Regions from separate parts of the Homo sapiens genome. Here region 2 is linked to region 1. Evidence: chromatin loops called from intact Hi-C (ENCODE). Cell type or tissue: mammary epithelial cell. All regions are shown on one strand. Each heading gives the region's core, and the rest is flanking DNA. Links, peaks and the distances in the headings are about the cores only. Region 1 has its middle 12 kb from the start of LINC02561. Region 2 holds the start of LOC107984199 (a long non-coding RNA gene).

Evidence for each region. A loop is a pair of places that touch in the nucleus more often than their neighbours do. Peaks named below come from ENCODE experiments on the same cell type or tissue, not always from the same donor. Only the 100,000 strongest peaks of a DNase experiment are listed, where the experiment ranks them.
Region 2: a loop joins it to region 1, with 3 times the contacts of the local background. A loop is called at or near these places in 4 of 110 quality-filtered maps.

What each region holds. Positions count from the first base shown.
Region 1 is chr10:5,281,005-5,286,386 of GRCh38, forward strand. It overlaps the pseudogene AKR1C7P. Among named protein-coding and RNA genes, the nearest start is that of LINC02561, 12 kb to the left of the region's middle. RefSeq lists an enhancer at 3,462-3,756. In mammary epithelial cell, for the core only: a CTCF peak has its summit at 2,685 (motif pointing left); DNase peaks (open chromatin) are centred at 2,417 and 2,627.
Region 2 is chr10:5,627,684-5,633,065 of GRCh38, forward strand. It overlaps LOC107984199 (a long non-coding RNA gene), which reads right to left and starts at 5,342. Exons shown (of 2, transcript XR_001747344.2): 1 at 4,544-5,342. It also overlaps the pseudogene RN7SL445P. In mammary epithelial cell, for the core only: a CTCF peak has its summit at 2,343 (motif pointing right); DNase peaks (open chromatin) are centred at 2,338 and 4,888.

The sequences.
Region 1 (5,382 bases), core at 97-5,096:
TCTCTATATCTTTTTTTAAAAATTTACAAAAATAAAAACTTTTAAAAGTTATAAAAGAAATATTTTCATGTCAGATATAGGAAAAAATACAACAAGGTCACCTAGAATTTTACCAGAACCACGTAGCAACCTCTAATCATTTTGTGTGCTTAATTTTAGTCATTTTTATTATTCTTAAGATGTTAAATAATTTAAAATTAGTATATGTACTGAATAGTATAGATTAGCATATTTTATAAGAATCCTGATTTTGTTCAGTTATTTCTCCCTTCCTCCATATTCAGTTTCTGTGCCCCAGAAGAAGCCAGTTCACACTTTTGTGTCACAAACTTCCTTTCTCTTACATTAATTGGTTTATGAAAGGCACAATATGTTGTTCAAGCCAATGAAACATGAGAAAAAAATTGCTAGAAAACTTCTGTGACCATTATTCTTCTCTCTTTAGAAACAGCTCCAGAAAACCCTCTCTGCTGTGCTGAACATGAATGAGGAGACCTATAGCCCAATTGCCATGAGGAGCCATTCTGAAGCGATCAAACATGGAGCACAGACAAAATATATTCATTTCAAGAGAGTATCTTACAGCTTCTAGAGCAACAAAGACCCAAACTTTCTATAAATGAATCAACTTTAAGCCCGTTTGAATTGAGTTTTCTGTTTCTTGTGGCTTAAAAGCATCCTGAAAAACAGAATAGTATATAATTCTCTGATATACTTTTGATATAATATTATAACATAAGCTTTCCCTTTTTGCTATTAGTCTTCATAATATCCTCTCAAAGATCTCTATGAAGCCATCAGAACTTTAATTAATTCCTCATTTGTGGATATTCAAAATTCTAATCATTTGGTTTTAGAAATTATATATATATGTTAATATATATTATATTACTATATAATATAGATGGGAGTTTTTAACACGTCTTGTCTACAAATATCCCTAGAAATATAAAACTAAGACAGAGTATACATTTTTGAACTGCTTTTTGTATAATTATCAAAATGGTCTACACAAAGCTTTAAACTTAACAATGTCATAAATCATGTTTGATATTTGGCTATATTGGATGTTTCTTTTAAAATCATATGTTTTGATTACGATTTATACACCTCCTCTTTCTCACTCCTTTCCTCTGATCTGGCTTTAGTGCTTACCACTCTGGATCAGGCCCTGCATGGCTTCCCATAACCTCCATGCCACTAAATCCAGCCACTTTTATCTTTCCCTATTGGAGTGTTTGCTCACAGTAGGACCTACCTATGTCTGACTCAAGCCACTTCAATGCTCTTTCTTTGGCTCCCGACACCACAGTCTCCTGGCTGTCTCCACCTGTCTGGCAGCTCCTGTTCAATCTCCTTGCCAGTGCCTCTCTGCCTCACCCTCTCCTGTGAACTTTCCTGCCTGTTCCTTTTCATTCCATGAACTTTCCCTAGGAGAGCTAATCCTTGTCTGTGAGTTGTTACCATCTATACAGCAATAATTTCAAACACTGTGTCTCCACCTCCACCCCCTGAGCTCCAGACCAAAGCGACCACCTCCCAACTCTGCCTCCGCTTGGCTGTCTCATAGGAACTTCACACCCATCCCCAAAGAACTGAAGTCAGGCTCTTCTACTCCACTCAAACTGTTTTTCTCTAGTATTTTCTATTTCTATGAAAGTAGCTGTCATCTACACAGGTGATATAAAGCCAGAAACTTGGAAGCATGATTAAGCAGGAAGTGTGTAAAGAGCAGAAAGTCAGAGAAGGCCCCGGTGGGCTAACGGCTCACCTGGTTGCAGGTGGGCTTGTACTTGAGCCCTGGCTTGTTGAGGATGAGTTCCAGCAGTTTGTGATTGAAATTGGACACCCCGATGGACTTGGTTAAACCTGCTTCTTTGCACTTCTCCAGGGCCTGGGGAGGGAGGAAATGGGTGGTAGACCTTTACTGTAGTTTGTCCATTTCGTTTGTCACTGACTTTTTATAAACCGAAAATCTGATTTATGATATACTACGATTATAATGAATCAAACCGTTTTATCCCTTGAATAAATTAATTTTGAATGCCTTTTCTTGTTCTGCGTACATATTTGTCTCCTTAATTCTATTACATGCACACTGGGGACACCAAATAAACATAAAGCTGCTTTTCCATTTCCTCTTACCTATCCCACTCTCTTCTATGGTACCTATTTTGCTGTTAGGATGCAATAGTTAACAAACTACACCATAGTCAAGGGCAAAAGAAACTCTCAGCTTTTCCTCTAGTAAAGGGTTTGTTGCTACCTCTTTCTACAACGATAAAAATAAATGAATGGTATAGGTGTTGCAAGGGCGGGTTCACTGTCCTGCACCTTCCACCCTCCTGCTGAGTCAGGCCGCAGCTATTCCTCCTCTGTGATGTGTTTCTGTCCCGGGATAAAGCGCTGACTCCTTTTGTGCTTCTCTATGCTGACTCCTCTTTAGGGCTCATGTCCTCAACCTGATCTCAGGGGTAAAGCTGCTTCCATGTCTATGTAGAGCCATAGAAGTTAAAATTAAAAATGGACCGTAGGGGTTATCTCATTCCACTCCCTCACTTCAACGATGAGAACACGGAGGCGCAGAGAAGTTCCACGTCTGAGGTCAAACAACTGCTGGAGCAAAACCCCATCTCTTTTGACCCCTCCTTCTGTGATTCCAACCTCACCACACAGTGCCACCTGGTGTCTGCAGCAGAACATACCTCCCATGTGTCACGAAGATCCACAGTATCAAAAATAATGTTTCCACTGGCATCCTTAGGCAGCAATTCCTCCCCAGGCTGGAAAACAGAGGATAAAGAAGAAGGTTTTCTATGAGAATTCCCTTTCTGGCGCCTAAGGAGCTTAGCCACACCACTTTCAGAAGGCTGTGATTATTAATCTGAACATGCATGCGTGCATGTGTGTGGATGTATGTGCTTGTGTGTCTGCATGTGCAGACGTGTGTATGTGTGTGCATGTGTGTGTGCCTGTGTGCATATGTGTGTGTGCATGAGTGTATGTGTGTGGATATGGATATGTGTGGATGTGCATGTGCGTGTTTGGGGTGAGGGTTGGTAAGAGAAGACATGGGAAAAAAGAAAGATGAGAACAGTCTGAGAGACTGTAGCAAAACACTTTTTCTCCAGTTACCTGCAGGCTCCTTCCTCCATACACCCCCACACTTCACTAAGAATGCCGTCCCTACAGTTGAAATTTATTTCATTTCTGAAGGACAGGCTGGTGTGGAAGACAGCGCTTACCATAACTATTGATCAGTGTGTTTAGCCCCCGTTTATGCTCACCCAACTTGGATAATGAGGACATCAGATGTGCTCAGCCAATGTCCACTGTGATGAGAGGTTGGATCACTGAAGCCCAAAGGAGTCCAGTTGTGCCACATGTGCCATCCCATGTACCTCTCTCTCCTGTGGGCTGAGGGTACATACGGGAGAGACCCTCACCATAAAGAGGTGGAGATTTCACGTTGTATCTCTGTAGTCTGTAGTAACCTAATAGCTCAGAACCTACACTCAGGAACACAAGCACTAAGAAATGCAGGGCAATGCCCTCATGTTTCTAGCATAGAGGAAGTGAGATCATCGAACCTGCATCTCGCTTAAGGCTGGGGGATGAGCACAGACAGAAAATTGCAATGTCATTCGGCTGTGAAGGAGACTCGTGAATGATTTAGCAATTCTATGCAATTCACTCAAACCTACCCCTCTCGGAAAGAACCCAGGAAATCAAGCTGGAATGAGACAATGGAGGTGCTAGTAACAGTGATGAAACTGTTTGGGGCATAAGAAGGAAAAAACAAAAGCTGACCTTCATAGCCAATGGATTGTGGATAATGAAGAGATCGACATAGTCCAGTTGAAGTTTCTTCAGTGACCCTTCCAGGGCTGGGCGAACTAATTCTGGTCTAAAGAAAGTTGTCCAAAGCTGCAGTGAACAAAAGAAATAAAAAGTAGCTTATGATTTCACACACTTGGGGACCAAAATTAAACATAACAGAAATTGACACATGAGTAACAAAACACTGTGGTCTCAAACTAGAAGAACTGGGGCTACATTTGTATTATTCAGGGTAAATTACATCCTTGATGAGATGCTGAGATTTACTTGAATGACTGCAATGTAAGAAAACTGTGAATAAAACTTAGATGGAGCAGGAAAATCAACTTTAATGCATCAAGGGTTAATGGCATCGTCCTCTGAGAGCAGTCGAGAAATGTCAGGACACGGGGAATGGAATCTACTGTCCTGTATAATGAATTCCTCAAAACAATTCTGCTGAGAGATGCATTCTAAAAACAAGTTGTCGTCAGTGTAAACAGGCATAGGCTGTATCGCCAGTAACCAAGGCTTTATTTACATTGGAAGAAAGGTTTTCCACCCTAGGAAAATGTTATAACATTCAGGAAACTCAATGCTGAGTTGAAAAATAAAAAAGTATTTCCCAGTCTGGCTCCCTTTTCTGAATAACATCCCAACCTCACTTGATACGTCCTGAGAACAATTACTGAACAATCAACGGAGTGGCCCCAGAATGCCTTGGGTAATCGTATAACAGTTACTTAAGTATTATCGATCTCATCTCATATATGAATAATACCTGCCGCTCAGAGACATTGAAGAACAGTGTCCCACCTTTCACACATCTCAGAGAAAAGCCTTTTCTATGTTTTCATAACGTGCCTTCACAATATTAGGTAAGAAATACATTGTTCCTATGTTTTGATAATGTGCCTTCACAATATTAGGTAAATACATTGTTCTGAGACCACATTGTTTTTCTAAATAATACATCTGAACTGACGGTGGCCTCTGGCCACTGCACACACAGAAATTTCACCTCAGTGGTGTAGAAAATGTCCTCTCTCTTCACAGGGCCATCAGCAATCTTCTCTCGAATGGCCTTTCCGACCTCCTCCTCGTTTTGGTAGAAGAACGCCGCATCAATGTGACGGAAGCCTGCATCAATAGCCACTTCGGTGGCTTCACCAGCCTTGCTCTTGGGGGTCTATAAAACAGGAGTAAGAGGAGTCAACGATCTGCCTGACTCAGAGAAAATCCATGTATTTCCACAATGGCATTTTCCTTTTTTTTTTTAATCTTTTACTTTGGGTTCAGGGACACATGTGCAGGTTTGTTATATGTGTAAACTGTGTCACAGGGGTTTGGTGTACAGATTGTCACCTGGGTAATAAGCATAGTACCCAATAAATATTTTTTCTGATCCCCTCCCTCCACCATCCTCCAACCTCAAAAGGTCCCGATGTCTGTCGTTCCCCTCCCAGTATCCCTGTGTGTTGTTCAGCTCCCACATGTAAGTGAGAACGTGCAGTATTTGGTTTTCTGTTTCTGTGTTAGTTTGATTAGGATAATGGCCTCAAA
Region 2 (5,382 bases), core at 300-5,299, 350 kb after region 1:
GACCCTATTTCAAATAAATAAATAAAAATTCCAGTTGCTAAAGCCACAAATATCCAGAACCCACACACTGACCTGTGCCTTCCAGGACTGCAGGTGGGGTGGGTACTGTCTCACTGGTTACTATAACGGAGTACCACAGTCTGGATGGCTTAAACGGCAGACATTTATTTTCTCACGGTCCTGGAAGCTGGAAGTCCAAGGTCAAAGTGCTGGTGTGGTTGGGTTCTGGTGAGGGCTGTTGTCCTGGCGTGCAGACAGCCACTTTCTCACTGTGTCCTCCCGTAGCTTTTTCTGTCTGAGACAGAGATCTCTGGTGTCTTTTTCCTTTTGTTATAAGAACACCAGTTTTTTTGAAGAGAACAGTCCCACCTTTATGATTTCCTTTAACCTTACTCACCCCCTTAAAGGCCCTACCTCCAAATATAATCACATTGGAAGTTAGGGCTTCAAAATATGAATTTGGAGGAGGCCTAATTAAGTCTGTAGCAGGCATTCCCAGCAATGCATCAAAAAACAAAAACAACAAAAAAAAAACACGGAAGGTTGGAAAGAGAATGCAGTGAGGAAAGGGTCGGAAAGGGAGGGGCTGTGGCCAGGACGGGTGTCAGAGAGAACTGCCAAAGAGATTCGAAAACCAGGGACCCAGATCATCCTCCGGGCCACTCCCAAATCAAGGGAAGAGGCTGGACGGGTCCAGGGTCGTCTCCTTCTTTTCTGTGTCAGATCTCCTTGATTCTACACTAACTCCAGGCATCTTTCTTCCTGTCCTATCCAGTCCTCACCATAGACTCATTCTGGAAAGCGGGGAGGGATGGCAGGAGAGGGAGCAGAAAGAGAAACTATTACGCTGTAGGTCCCGGAGAACACTGCTCTCCCTGGGTCTGGGAGCTTAGGGACTTTCTGCCACACCCCACGCCTCACAAGACTGAAAGAGTTTCATCAGGGTCTGAGCTCTGGGATTTGGAAACACTCATGGAAAACAGAGCAGAGCCTGAGTTTTGCGGAGAATCCCTGCCTTCTCCTAAAATACTCCTGGAGGAGGCAGCATCAGAATGCATGCTTGAGACGCACCACAGGATCTGCTTCCCCAAATCCTCAAACACACAGGACAGATGCCTCCTGGTCCCCATCATAACCCATCAATCACGCCCCAAAGCCGCCTGAGCCCTCACCTCCCGACTCTCCGAAAGCTGCCAACAATTACTGCTGAGCCAGCAATGCATAATAGTCTCCTTTCTGCCTTCCCGTCTCTTTCTGTCTTTTGTTCCCTGCCTGGAAATCTATATAGCATGAAAGGAGCTGTTGAGGTGTGTGTGGTTTTTTTTTTACCAAGAATCGGAAAATTTGAGTCATCTTTTTACAAAGTTAGACTGCGAAGGTTGTAGTCCTCTCTAAGGATTTAATAATGAAGTGAAGAGACCAGAGGTGACCAGAAACAAGTATGAGAGGAAACGAGAAGCCGTTATTCATGGATTTCCTGCAGTGTGCTCAGCACAGTACTACTCTAGGAGTTGGAGGATTTTTTTTTAAAGTGGTGGTGCTAGGGGCTGAGTGGTGCTACTTACTGTCTATTCTTCTGTTCTTCCTCAGTAAGAGAAACCTTATATTGCTTGGGATGGCACTGTGCCCAAAGTAAAACAAACACATCAAAAAAAAATACACAAGGCTTGCTTGGCTGGCAGACACTCCTTTTGCCAAGCTCTTTCCATTTTCTTCCTGCCTGGAAGATAGACATGATGACCAGAGCTGTAGCAGCCATCTTGGGACCATGAGGGTCCCATGGTCAAAAGATCAAAAAAACTGCAAAAGCTTTGGCTGTGGTATACATGAGGGCTGTCAAACTACAGCCCATGAGTCAAATCTGGCCCACTACTTGTTTTAGTAAATAGTTTTGTTGGAACACAGTCATGCTCATTTATTTGTCTGGAGCTAATTTTGCCCTGTCTATGACAAAGGGGAGTGGTTGTAACCGAGACCACTTGGCCCACAATGCTAAAAATATTGACTATCAGAAAAAAAAAATTATAAACCTCTGCTCTAAACCACAGGCAGTAACTGCCTATCTCCAGACTTATTATGTAAAAAAAAAAAAAAAAAAAAAAAAAAAAAAAAATCCTCTTGTGTTTGACATGAGGTTTCTTGTGTTTAACATAACGTTTCTGTTACTCACAGACTAATAGATATAATACTGTTTACACTCGAGGCACTCAGAGTTTACACAGCTGTGGAAGCAGAACATGGCAACGTTTAGAAAATTAAGAAAAAAGACACATTCCAAATCATCGCCAACCAGCAGAACATAGCCCTACACAACCCCAAGCAGCAATATTCACGGCGTCCTCTAGGTGGAGCTCTGCAGTGCACAGCCTGGGCAGCTGGAGGCAGCAGCCCTGTATCTCTGGCTTCATCCTGCAGCCAATTAATTCAACCAGTATATGGGGATTATCTCTGTGTCAGACACTGTGGAAAGTGAATACAACATGGCCCCTGGTCTTTAGAAGCTTATAGGATAAAAGAAATATACCAAGTAGCCGTATGGTATGGACTAACTTGTGTCCCTCACCCAAATTCATATGTGGACGCCCTACCCCTCAATGTGACTGTATTTGGAGTTGGGGCCTTCGAGGGTGTAATTAAGGTTACATGAGGTCATAAGACTGAGGCCCTAAACCAAATAGGTCTGGTTCCTTATAAGAAGAGGAAGAGACACCCAGGATGCGCACACGCGGAGGAGAGACCGCGTGAAGACACCATGAGAAAGAAGGTGGTTTGTACATCAAGGAGAGAGGCCTCAGGGGAAACCAAACCTGCTGACAGTTTGATCTTGGATTTCCAGCCTCTAGAACTTGGGGAAAATGTATTTCTATTGTTTAAGGCCCCCAATCTGTGGTCTTTTGTTATGGCAGCCATAGCCAAGTAACACACAATTTAAATAGACCACATGGTGGCTCGAGGTCAGTGCTCCAGAGATTCAAATGTCACATAGCAAATAGCATCATTCCAAGGCCTGGAGGATAAAGACATGACAGCCCCTGTGTCCGCTGAGACAACCAACCATTGCTGCTCCACACACCTTCAGCAAGCACTGCTCAGGCTGGGGCACCTGATGCTGAGATCTCCCTTGATAGGTGTTCTATTTGAAGAGAAAAGATTGTGTCCCAGCTATTGAACGCCCACCCAGGCTTCATCCACCTGGGCACCCAGTCCGGTCCAGTCCATCTCTGCACTGGCAGGCACGGCCTGGCTTTCACATTCCTCTCTCACCGCCTCTCCCAACTCCATATCTGGCCTCCAGCTCTGCCAGCTGCCTGTTTACACCACACGCCACAATCTGATCAATTTTCCAGAACATGTGTGTTTCGGTTCATATCATTCCTTGACTGGAGATACAGAGCTCAGATTCCCTTTCTCCATGATGCATTTTTTAAAAACAACGAATTCTCAAGCACTGTTTTCCTCTTGTGTGGCATTCACTCCATTCTGGCTTCTGTTGAGACGATGTTGATAAAGCTGATGCATCTTTTATCCTCTCCTAAATGGGAGGGTCTTAAAGGGAAGCCAAGATCTTTGCATTTCCCTTCCCGAGACTCAGTTCAGAGCCATGTATTAGACATTCAACACGTGCCCATTAAATAATAGATCAATGATAGATCAATAGATGGATGATAGCTCAAGAGACAGATATATTGATTGATTGATGATAGATATATAAACAGATGATCAATGATAGATCAATAGATAATAAACAGATAAATAGATGATTGATGGACAGATAGATAGCCAGTGGCTGACACCTGTAATACCAGCTACTCAGGAGGCTGAGGCAGGAGGATTGCTTGAGTCCAGAAGTTCCAAGCTGTGGTACACTACACAGATCAGGGGTCCACACTAAGTTTGGCATCCATATGGTGACCTCGCAGGATCAAGGGACTGCCAGGTTGCCTAGGGAGGGGTGAACCAGCCCAGATTGGAAATGGAGCAAGTCTAAACACCCATAATGATCAGTAGCGGGATCACTCCCGTGAATAGCCACTGCACTCCAGCCTGGGCAAGATAGTGAGGCCCTGTCTCTAAAAAAAAATTGAAAGATGATAGATAATAGATAATCAATGGATGGATAGATAAATGAATAGATAGATGACTGATGGATGGATAGGTAGATAGAGGGATAATAGATGATAGAGAGAAGGAATAGATGATGATAGATGAGAGAGAAAGAGAGGTAATATTAAAGCCATCATTTCTGGCCTTGCAGGGAACACTCTCTCAGCCGTGTTTCCTGACTGCACTGGGGAGGATTTGGGTCCAAGCTCCTCCTGTAATTTCCTGAGGTCCTGTGAAATGATCCTGCCCTAGGCAGCTGCGTTCCCAGAGGAGTGTCCACCTGGGAGCACGCCACAAGCCCAGAGGAACATTCTGATTTCCTAATGGAACCAGATGTCCCAGTTTGGGCAAAAGGGCCTCCCGGGAAAACAGAGTACTGCCAAGGACTCAGTCTGGCATGTCCCCAGAGGGAGAGAAACTGTCCCCACCCACCACTTACTTGGATGGAATTGCTCCCCGGCATGCAGAGGTATCACTGTGTGAGGTCAGCAACGATGCGTGGAGGCCTGTCTCGAGGCGACCTTCTGGTGGGGAGGACATTCTCTCCGGTTGTATTTTCATTCCACTCAGTGTTTCCGTGCAGAGTGGAGTGAGCGCCCCTCCTTGACCTCATGAAGCTGCTCAAGGGCAAAACTCTACCTGGGACTCGATTTGCTTAGAAACAAAATACGCAAAGGAAACACCAATTCAAGGTAGCCTGTTATTCACGGCCAAGAGAGAGACTTCTCTGACACTTTGGATCTTTCCCTCCATCAATCATTTACTTCAGTGCTTGGAATGTCAGGAGGAAAATAATGAGTCACACCTGGTCTGAGGCAACCAAGTCACTTGTCAGCACAGAGTGCCTGCAATCACAGCACTCGGTGACCAAGGCCCAGATGCTTGGCTGCAGCTGGAGGCATAACAAGAGGTGCCAGAGAGAAAGACCAGTGAGATACTTTACAGCCAAGATCTGCAAAGCACACATCCAGGGACTCCAGCTTAGGAAGCCTGGCTGTGAATGTTTGTTGAATGCAAAGGAACACATCGTTGTAGGCTGGCCTGGGAGCCCAACACAAAATAAGAATCAGTGCCCAGCTGGGCTTTCAGTTTACTTGTTATTAGAAATATTATTGGGCTTTATCAAGTCTTGACAACTCTATTGCCCTGTTTGAAAGTGACACAGAATTAATCCATGGGCTGTCAGATCATCTGAGGAACGGCCTTATAGACCAGGCCAGTTTTAGATTCAGCCTGCTGGATGTGGGAGCCACATGTGGTGGGACAAGCACAGGTTGG